Regions from separate parts of the Mus musculus genome. Here region 1 is linked to region 2. A link is a loop called in an ENCODE intact Hi-C map of the cell type or tissue named here. Cell type or tissue: heart. All regions are shown on one strand. Each heading gives the region's core, and the rest is flanking DNA. Links, peaks and the distances in the headings are about the cores only.

The links. Peaks named below come from ENCODE experiments on the same cell type or tissue, not always from the same donor. Only the 100,000 strongest peaks of a DNase experiment are listed, where the experiment ranks them.
Region 1: a loop joins it to region 2, with 7 times the contacts of the local background. A loop is called at or near these places in 15 of 42 quality-filtered maps.

What each region holds. Positions count from the first base shown.
Region 1 is chr5:110,920,868-110,926,458 of GRCm38, reverse strand. All of the region lies in intron 2 of Ttc28 (tetratricopeptide repeat domain 28), which reads right to left. Among named protein-coding and RNA genes, the nearest start is that of Ttc28, 44 kb to the right of the region's middle. In heart, for the core only: CTCF peaks have their summits at 1,644 and 2,886 (motif pointing right); no DNase peak of the experiment used is centred there.
Region 2 is chr5:110,832,980-110,838,570 of GRCm38, reverse strand. Hscb (HscB iron-sulfur cluster co-chaperone) reads left to right here. Exons shown (of 6, transcript NM_153571.2): 2 at 2,168-2,264; 3 at 2,502-2,591; 4 at 3,772-3,916. Among named protein-coding and RNA genes, the nearest start is that of Hscb, 4.0 kb to the left of the region's middle. In heart, for the core only: a CTCF peak has its summit at 2,368 (motif pointing left); a DNase peak (open chromatin) is centred at 2,350; H3K4me3 peaks cover 443 bases; H3K27ac peaks cover 1,187 bases; H3K27me3 peaks cover 322 bases.

The sequences.
Region 1 (5,591 bases), core at 287-5,286, 88 kb before region 2:
CTGCTGTGCCCACATAAGTGCTGACCACACACACACATACCACATACACACACCACAAATACACACACATCACACACACAGATGACACACAAACATACACCTCACTCACACAACATACAACACAGAAACACCACACACACATAAAGACACACAAATGCCCACTCACACAACTTAAAACACAGATAGACACACCACACACATATATACACACACACTATACTACACCACACACACACAGCACAAATAAACACACCCCACAGGGGCCCACACACACAATGTTTAGAAAGTTTTTAAAGAATTAAGTATTTCAAAAACAAATTCTATCAAAAAATATAAGATACAGATGACTGAGAAAACAAGAGTGGTTCAAATGTAAAATACGTACCACATACCAGGACATATAATATAATAGCTTCTAAATGTGAGTACGACTCATCACCAGAAGATGGCCAGCGCATGAGTCAGTGCATATGCCAATGTGTGTTTAGACATTCCACAATGTATTCTCTACCAAAACATTATGTCGTTCTTCTGAAGCACAGAACTCTCCTTTATCAACTGAAAGCCCGGTGCTGCAGCTACTTACACCAACACACACCTGCAGCAAGGAAACAACACTCACTGTACCTCACTCCATGTCTTAGGAACCCAGGTTTACAAACAAGCATCACACCATGGCTGCAGTTAAGTGGCGGAACTAGATTTTCCAACCTGCTGTGGGTCTGAGTGCAATACAAGCGAATGTTCACATAGAGGCCAAGGGCAATATGAGATGTCCTTCCTCCTCAGGCACCATCAATCCTGTTTTTAAGGCAGGCTCTTACTGGGAGCAGCTAGGCTGCTGTGAGCGAGTGAGTCTCAGAGATCTACTAGATCTACCTCCCAGCACCTGAATTACAAGCATCTCCACCACATTCAGCTTCTTACATGAGTGTTCATGGTTGCACAGGACTTTAATGACTGCGCTATCTCCTCAATGCATCAAACTATGTCTTTCTGACTCTCAAACCAACAAGGCTTGCTCTAGACCAATCTGATAAAATTGACAGAGACCTAAAGTACAAAGTGCAAACCCTCTAAGGACTTGAGTAGCCACCTAATTCACAATGGATACTTTCTAAGCTGATGCACATCCTGAAACGGCAGATGCTGAAACTGCACACAGTAACAAATGCTGAACATGTATCACTTATACGTGAGTCCTGTTTAAAGCCAACAACTGGCAGCATAAGCATGCTAGTCCCCGACATCGATGAAGGAGCAGAGAAATCCTCCCCGTTGGTGACAACAGTCATCTCAACACTGCAGTGCATTATTCAACTGTTGTGGAGACGATGATTTAAGGTTGCTGGGCTTCCGATCATATAAAAGAAAAGAAAGAAACGCGATGCATGACACGTATGCTGAAAATCTTAATAAACAATTGTTACTGCTTCCCATGTTTTTGTAATTTTGACACCTTACTATACATACACTTTCTATACATAAAAAAAGCTTAATGTAAAGTGTCCACCTCACCCATCTCCCATTCACCACCTATCTTGATCAAAAGTCTTTGTGCAGTGATGAACTACAACATGTAGGCTTGTGTACACTCCAGAAGGTTGCTGTAAGACAGCACCACCTGATGGCGCAATACTCAGAAAATACTATGATCACAAAAAGATGTAAGACTGTAGTAGTTGTACGCACATTTCCTTATGATTAATTTATAAATTAGGTGCATTAAGACAACAGTGCCAGGCTTAGAGGCACACACTTTTAATCTCGGCAGAGAGAGGCAGAGGCAGGCATATCTCCAAGTTCAAGACCAGTCTGGTCTACAGAGCATGTTCCACAACAGTCAACCCTACAGAGAAAAACCCTATCTCGGGGAAGAAAGAAAAAGCAACAAAAATAACTAATAACACCAGAAAACAATGATAGCAATATAGCCAATAACAACAAGGAACAATGATGGCACTGCAGTGAGTGACATCATTAGCACTGCCACTCCTGCACTTGGGACATCATGAAGCCAGGTGAAGGGTGACAGGAACACAGATACTGTCTCAGAAATCAGAGAATAGGTCTATACCTGGTATCCAAGTGACCACACAGCACACAGAGCACCTAGTGTAAATAAATACCTGACAAACAGAACAGTATACAGTTTAAAACCGATACGTTCATTGATCCTGGAATTTCCATGTAATATTTTAGATCACAGTAAACTGAAAATAATAAAAATTACAGAAAACGAACCCATACACAGAAAGAATTGCTACAAGTCGACAGCAGAGGAGTCTGACAAGAATTTCAGTTTCTATAACTAACACAAACAGATGAAAGCCAAGCTCTCCCAGAATCTTTTAAAGAGAAATGAATACACCTATAGCCAGGCAGTGGTACCCACACCTCCAATCACAGCACCTGGCAGACAGAGGGAGGAGGTGCATCTCTGTGTGTTCAAGGCCAGCCAGGTCTACATACTGAGTTCTAGGACAACCAGGGCTACAAAGGAAAACCTTGTTTCAAAAAACAAAAACAAAACAAAACAAAAAACAAAATCCATGGCAGAGAAACATATACAAACTCTAAGACAAGAAATCATAACCCTGGAACAGGACATAAACAAAAAACCTGTATAAACCATCACTAAGATCAAGGAGAAAGGAGCCGAGCCCTTGAAGGACAGACCGGCACTTTGTAAGAATATGTGTGACTTCCTATGACAGGACAGGGCACTCAGGACTCCAGAAGCAAGCTAGACTCTGTCAGACCTGGGGAGCAGAAGAATAGATACATTCATTAATGTTTAACTGCCTCAAAGCTCTGAATTCAGCCTTCAGCTCCTCTTCTGCATTACTAAAATTTTGCTACCATGAGCATGATATGGCTCTTTCTCAGTAGAGGGCACTGGAGGACTGGTCCATGAAAGAGCTCTCTAGCTCTTAGACAGGCGATAACACTGAGGACACTCTCTGGAATTTGCCCAAGTGAGTACTAAGAGTGACCAGAAACTCTCAACTGCAGCTGAGCCTGGTGACATCTTCCTGAGCCCTCCATGAGCTAGAAGCTGCAGGTGTGGACCACTCTGCCTCCTTTGCAGACAGGTGCTGAGCTCATTTTGCAGATTCCTGAGTCACTCTCAGCACCACAGCTACAGCTACAGCTACGTGGACACTGTGCACTCCAGGCCTCCTGCATGTCAAGTATCCTTGATTTCAATTTATTCTCTATTAACTAATGTTCCAGAGAGCTACTTTGCACTCTGCAAGCAAATACAAACCATTTTCACCCTGCCAGAAATGTCTCTGGATCCAATGTATTGCTTCTCCATCTTTTCAGAAGAGGCAAACAAATATGTGCAAGATTTCCACACATCTGCCCTTTCTCACTCCCCCCTCCTCCCCCTCTTCCTCTCCTTCTCCCCCCCCCCCCCAAGCTCTGGAATACCCTAGAGAATTGATTTAAGCTTACAGAGACATATTATATAACAGCTTCATAATTCTGTGTACAAAACTTCCCCTGTTTAAATAACTGTCAGCTGACTGGACCAAGAACTACTAGCAACATGAAATAATCTCAAAAAAGAGACACTCTAAAAACCTGACTGCTGTAACTGGCCTGGTTAGGCCCTTAGATATGAGAGAAACAAGATGCTAATTCACATGTTAATGGAAATATGCCCCATGGTTGTTAATTAAGTGACAAGAAAAACAAATATCACTGGGGCGCAAGTGGCTAATGCACTCTGCAATTTGTGAATGGTGTCTACAAGGGCCAGGGTATGGGATATATGATTCTTAGTGTATTTCAGGGCTTTTATACAGGACTTATAACAACTTTGAGTATATCAACTTAGTCCAAAAGATAATCAAAGATTCTTTAAGAGAAGCTGAAGAGGTGGCTCAGCAGTTAAAAGCTCCTGAAGAAGACCCAAGTTCAGTCACACAGCACCGCACTAAAAGACTCACAACCACCTGTAAACTTGTAGCTTGAAAGGACCCAACACCTTATTCTGGTCTCTTGGGGCACTCCCAGACACATGAGCATATATAGAGACAGACAGACAGACAGACAGATACATACAACACACACACAAATGAATAAAAATAAATTTTAACAAAATAATAAGTAACAATTGCTTTAAAAGTGAACATTAAGTTTCAAAGTGGAATGTTTTGTTTTTAAAGCCATTAAACTGCCAAAGAACTTTTGACACATAAATGACGACCATTTAGAAGATGAAAAGGAGAAAATGAGTCCAAATATTAAGTCAACAAAGATAAGTGGCCTAAGAATATAGTTCTAAAAAACATGCAAGATCTATGTGGAAATATCATTTATTACTACTGAATTGAACCGAGTATAAATATCCATCCTATTTTGAGCAGAAAGATTCAATGACACTAAGGTATCAATGTTTTATCTATGACTTATTTTTCATAAGAGTAATACAAAATACCAAGATAAGTTTTAACTAGGTTTAAGCAAGAATAGGCCCTGTACATTCACATGTTTGAGAGCTTGATCACTAGGAGGTAGAACTGTTTAGGAAAGATTAGGAGGAAGTGTACCACTGGGGTATGCAGGATATTCTCTTGTGCACTGTGTAGAAGCATTCACCTATCAACAAAGAGCTGAATGGCAGGATTGGAAGGTGGGACATCCAGCAGAGGGGGTGGGGGGAATTCTGGGAAAGAGTCATGAGCAGATTTCGCCTGGACTAGGACAACACTGACAAATGTGACTGAGGAGAGGTAACTAGCCATGTGGCAGGCATAGCCAGTCAGAGAATAAGCCAAAGCCTACGGCCTGGGCATTAATTCATAAATAAATAAGTCTCAGAGTCATTATTCTGGAAACAAAGAAGACAGATAGAAAAGCTCCTGGCTATAGGGGTGGGCTTTGAGGTTTCAAAAATCCATACCAGGATGTTCCATTATTTATATCTGTATCATGCTTATAAGTCAAAACATAAGCTCTCAGCTACTGCTCCCGCAGCATGCCTATAGGCATGACACCATGCTTCCTGCTACATGGCCAAGGACTCACCCTCTGAAACTGCAAACCCCCAACAATCTCTCTTCTGTACACTGCCTTGCTTGTGGTGTCATCAGAGTAACAGAGAAGTAACTATGACACTAGGCAACTGGACTCTCAAGTCAGTAGCCCTGGTTAATCCCATTGGTAAGATAAAATAAACTAGTTGGATTCTCAAGTTAGTAGCCCTGGTTAGTCCCATTGGTAAGATAAAATAAACTAGCTGGATTCTCAAGTTAATAGGCCTGGGTTAATAATCCCATTGGTAAGATAAAATGGAAATGAGGAAAATTAATCCAACTCACATGCTAAAGTATGTAATTATATTGCTTAATTTATTATGAATAAAATGTGTACCTGATAATGATTATTAGTATGGTTGTGATGCTAAATACACATATCAGTGAAAATAAAGATAAACTTCAGACATAATACAAATAGAATGAGAATTTATAATATAATAAAGACAAAATTCAGCATCAGTAGAGAAATATGGGTTGCTATTTTGGAGTAAAAATGAAGTTGGAAGGGCTAGAGATAGCCCAATGGAGAAGAGCACTTGC
Region 2 (5,591 bases), core at 255-5,254:
GTGGGAACCCAACATAGGCTAAGCAGTGAGACCCTGTCTCAAGAAAACAAAAATTTAATTCAGGCTGAGAATTTGAGGGAGAGACACCAAGAAGTGTTCTCTGTACTTTGTCCCCCCCCCCCTGCCTTTTCTCTTTTTTTAAGACTTATTGATTGTATGTAAGTACACTGTAGCTGTCTTCAGACACACCCGAAGAGGGCATCAGATCTCATTACGGATAGCTGTGAGTCACCATGTGGTTGCTGGGAATTGAACTCAGGACCTCTGGAAGAGCAGTCTGTGCTCTTAACCACTGAGCCATCTCTCCAGCCCCTCCACTCTGCCTTTTTCCTCCCCTGTCTCAGAGATTGGAGAGGTACCGAAGTGTGCGCAGAGTTGAACTAAAGATTAAAATGGGAGGGCCCGCTGTGGCTGTACTCAACTATGATCCCAACCTCCAGACAAAAGCAAAAAGATACAGAGTCCAGTTTGCATCCTACAGTCAGGGCTGCACAGTAGCAGACTGCACAGACTCAGTTGGAATCACTCCCTGGAAAGAAAGGAGTGCTGAATCCTTACTTCATAGTGGTGATAAAACACATCCTTGTATTAGCCAAGGTTTGGGTTCAAATCCCAGGACTATGCTTTAAAAGAATAAAAAAAAAAAAAAAAAAAAAAGCTGAGCAGTGGTGACGCACACCTTTAATCCCAGCACATGGGAGGCAGGGGCAGGCGGATTTCTGAATTCAAGGCCAGCCTGGTCTACAGAGTGAGTTCCAGGACAGCCAGGGCTACACAGAGAAACCCTTTCTCTAAAAAAACAAAAATAAATAAAGAATACCTGCTTCTAGTTATCAAAGGCTCTGTATAGTAGTCTCTATCTGTAATTCCAACTACTCAGGAAGCTAAAGGAGGAGGAGCAAAATTTTCAGCCCTGGGCAATTGAGTAACACCCAGGATTTCTTTTTTAAGTTGCTAAACTTGGCTATATAGCAAGTTTGGAGTCTATAAGGTATTTCTAGCTCTATTTCTCTCTCTCTCTCTCTCTCTCTCTCTCTCTCTCTCCCCCCTCCCCCTTCCCCTCCCCCTCCCCCTCCCCCTCTCCCTCTCCCACACCCAAATTTTGTAATGCCAAGGCTCTAGACCCAATGACATACCTGTTAGCCCACCTATAAAGAAGGCTAAAGTGTTGTCTTGAGGGTGATGTTGGTGGCCCACGCCTTGGGAGGCAGAGGCAGATGGATTTCTGAGTTCAAGGCCAGCCTGGTCTACAAAGTGAGTTCCAGGACAGCCAGGACTATACAGAGAAACCCTGTCTCAAAAACAAACAAACAAAAAAAAACAAAAAACAGAACAAGAAACTCTGTCTCAAAAAGTAAAACATTTGAAATGTAAATAAAGAAAATAACCAATAAGAAAATAAAAAAGTGGGGCAGGAGAGATGGCTCAGCGGTTAAGAGCACTGACTGCTCTTCCGAAGGTCCTGAGTTCAAATCCCAGCAACCACATGATGGCTCACAAACCATCCTTAATGACATCTGACACCCTCTTCTGGGGTGTCTGAAGACAGCTACAGTGTACTAACATATAATAAATAAATAAATCTTTTAGAAAATAAAAAAGTAAAAAGGGGCTGGAGAGATGGCTCAGTGGTTAAGAGCACTGGCTGCTCTTCCAGAGGTCCTGAGTTCAACTCCCAGCAACCGCATGGTGGCTCACAACCACCCGTGATGGGATCTGATGCCTTCTTCTGGTATGTCTGAAGAGATCAAGAGTGTACTCACATAGATTAAATAAATTAATCCATCTTTTTTTATAAAAAATAAAAAGAGGCCTGGCAGTAGGGAGTGGCTTGACACTAAAGTTCTTGCCCAACCTATAGAGACCCTCAGTCACCAAGAGTTTACCATGCATTACACTAACCTCCCTTAATGCGTCAAGCTATCGACCTTCCAGCCAGGTCAGTGTCGTCTCTCCGCTCATGTCCCTTTCTGATCTTCGCTCCTTTGGGTCTCCTCTCTGATGTCATACCTATACCACCTCTTCCGAACCTGTTCTGTTTCCCTTCATTGCAGCTACCAGGTCTTAAAAATAACCTTTGTTTACGCGTTTATTGCATCCTCCCCGAGAGCAGAACCAGACTGTAGTAAATGGCTGGAACTATGAATGATATCTGGTTTTCTTCCAGCAACCGCTCCTTCAGGGTGGACGTTACGAAACTTCAGCACAGGTACCAGCAACTGCAGCGGCTTGTCCACCCAGATTTCTTCAGCCAAAAGTCTCAGGTATTTACTGACCCTCCCCCCAATAGTCCCCATGTATGGGCACAACTGGGTGGGTAGCTCTGTTGCTCTGGGAAAGAGTTGGGCTGCTAGCTCCACCCTGTGGCAGCCTGCCCCTAGACAGCCAGGCCCCAGAGCTGTCATTTCCTCCCAGCTTTTATCTGGCTTCCCAGATAACGGAACACACGCCAGCTTGACCAGCTCTTGTAATGATAAAACTGTTTTTACTTCTGTGAACAGACTGAAAAACACTTCTCTGACAAGCACTCCACCCTGGTGAATGATGCCTATAAGACTCTTCAGGCTCCCCTGACCAGAGGACTATATCTTGTAAGGTGATTTCCCAACCCATCTGTCTGGGACTCCTCTGTATGAGACCTAGCCTGGTCCAGGAAGCAAATGATGGGAAAAGGAAAGGAAAGAAAGAAAAAAAATTTTAAATTTTTATGCAAGAATAATCAGTGTTCTTTGTAAATCCATCTTGTTTGTTTGTATTTTCCTTTGAAAGAAAACATCACTGGTTGTAGCCCAGGCTGGCTCCAGGTTATTAATTCTCTTGCTTCACCACACCCACATCCAGCTCGTTCCTAATTTTTCTTTTCCTTCAGTACTGGGTATTGAACCTAGTGCCTTGTGCTAAGGAAGCACTCTGAACTGAGCTATGGCCCCTGCTTGATGATTACTGGATTTTCTTTCATTTGCTTGCTTCCATTTGTTTGCTTGTTCGCTTTGATGGTACTAGGTTTTGAATCCACTCAACTATATCCCCAGCTGCCTTGTTACTTTTTGAACCAGTCTCACTCAGCTGCCCAGGCTGGAATTGACATGTGATCTTCCTGCCTCAGCCTCCTGAGTAACTTGGGATGCAGCCCCACACCAAGCCAGACCTGGATCCTTTTGCATATCCTAATGTCACCCCTGATTGTAGTGCTTTAACTATTGCTTTAACTATTTTCAATGAATTTGATAAGAGTACTTGGGCTGGGCATAGTGGCGCCTGCCTTTAATCCCAGCACTTGGGAGGCAGAGGCAGGCAGATTTCTGAGTTCGAGGCCAGCCACGGCTATACAGAGAAACCCTGTCTCGGAAAAAAAAAAAAAAAAAAAAAAAAAAAAAAGGAAAGAAAAGAAAAAGAAAAACTAAAAAAAAGGAAAAAAGAAAAAAAGAGTACTTGGGAGTCTTTTTGTAAGGACATCTAGGCGATTTTAGAACTGGAGGGAAAGTTTATAAAGACTCACTTAACATCTGAGATGTGTGAGGTACCAACCATCGCTTTGATGGTACATTCAGCAGAGTGAGGTCCTATACCAGCACTCACTGTTACTAGGACAGCTCAAGTTTCTGAAGGGACACAGTGCTTATTTAGCATGTACTAGGCTCTGGGCTCCATTTCACCTGACACTCAAGGCTTCCCCCAGGAGTGCCGTGTACTCTGAAGGAGTGAGCAGTATTTACTTAACACTGAATGTTTCCTAACCAAACTCCTTTTCTTTGTGCTCCTCCCCAATAGCTAAAGCTCCAGGGAATAGAAATTCCTGAAGGGACAGATTACAAAGCAGACAGTCAGTTCCTTGTGGAAATCATGGAAATCAATGAAAGACTCGCAGACGCCCAAAGTGAGGCCGCCATGGAAGAGATAGAAGCCACTGTCAGAGGTAAAGGGAAAAATGATAATAAATATGCTTAATTTCCCCAAGGAGGACACGGCCACATTAGAGGGGAAATGAGAAGGAAAACACTTGCTGGGGGGGTAAAGAGATGGCTCAGCGGTTAAGAACTCTTCCAGAGGTCCTGAGTTCAATTCCCAGCAACTACAGGGTAACTCAGAACCATCTGTAATGGGATCCGATGCTCTCTTCTGGTGTGTCTGAACAGAGTAACAGTGTACTCATAAACATAAAATAAATAAGTCTTTAAAAAAAAAAAAGGAAGGAAGGAAGAAAATCACTTCTTGGCCTTAATTGTCATGCAAGAACTGACTTTGGAAGATAGCTTTAAGCAAGAGTGTAATCAACCAGGACAGCCAAGGCTATACAGAGAAACCCTGTCTCGGAAAAAACAAAATAAAAAAAAATAATGTAATCATACTCCAAGTATTGCAACAGTTGCTTCTATCTAGCATGCTATTTACATGCTGTCGTTATTTCTGGGGATGAAAATGACCCCGCTAGTTGGTAGAAGTTAGTAAAAATGCCCCAGGATCACACAGATCTGCAGCAGAGCAATCGCCTAAACCCTGACCTTCTGACCCAGCCTGTTCAGTTTCCATTTCATTCCATGGTGTATCAGTCAAGGGTCACTAGAAAGCCTGCAGGGGATATAGGTCTAGTTAGTTATTTCACAGAACTGGCCCAAAGGTGGAGACTGACACACAGAGCTGCTACAGGGCAAGGCCTGGGGTCATAAGGTGTTTGTGTACATGTGTGCGTGGTGCACAACCAGGAGAACTTGAGTTCAATCCCCACAATTCCACATGCTGTCTCTGACTTCCACACAGCTGCTGGGGCACACACAACACACAAACACCCACACACACCCAACCAAGTACTCTCTCACTCTAAGTAATTAATGTCATTTTAAAAATAAAATAAAAGTTGGGTGTTGCCTGAGGAGTAACACACAAATGACTTCTGACCTACACAATACTTGCATACACACACACACACACACACACACACACACACACACACACACACACATTGTAGAACAGAACAGTGGGCCAAAAGCTTAGGTTGGATTGGTTTGTTTGTTTTTTTGGGGTTTTTTGGGTTTTTTTGGTTTTTTTGACAGGGTTTCTCTGTGTAGCCCTGGCTGTCCTGGAACTTGCTCTGTAGACCAGGCTAGCTTGAAACTCAGGCATCCACCCGTCTCTGTCTCCTGGTTGTTGAAATTAAAGGTATGTACCATCTCCACCCACTTAGGTTGGATTTTTATATCACAGTCTTAAATATTTTTCTTCTGTTAGGAATCTAAATCTAGCCGGGTGTGGTGGTGCACACCTTTAATACCAACACTTGGGAGGCAGAGGCAGGCAGATTTCTGAGTTCGAGGCCAGCCTGGTCTACAGAGTGAGTTCCAGGACAGCCAGGGCTACACAGAGAAGGAACCTAAATCTGTTGGGTAAGTGCTCGACCACTGAGCACTTTATTTTACTGGGTTTGTTGTTTTTTGTGTATGTCCTGAACAGTCTTGTGTAACCTAGGGTGGCTTTAAACCCACTACTGGAACTAAGAATGACTTTAAACTGATTCTCCCGCCTCCCTCAGTGCTGCGGTTAAAGGTGTAACTGTGTCCTGCTGTCATTCAAGCAGAAGTCCTTTCCCCATTTTT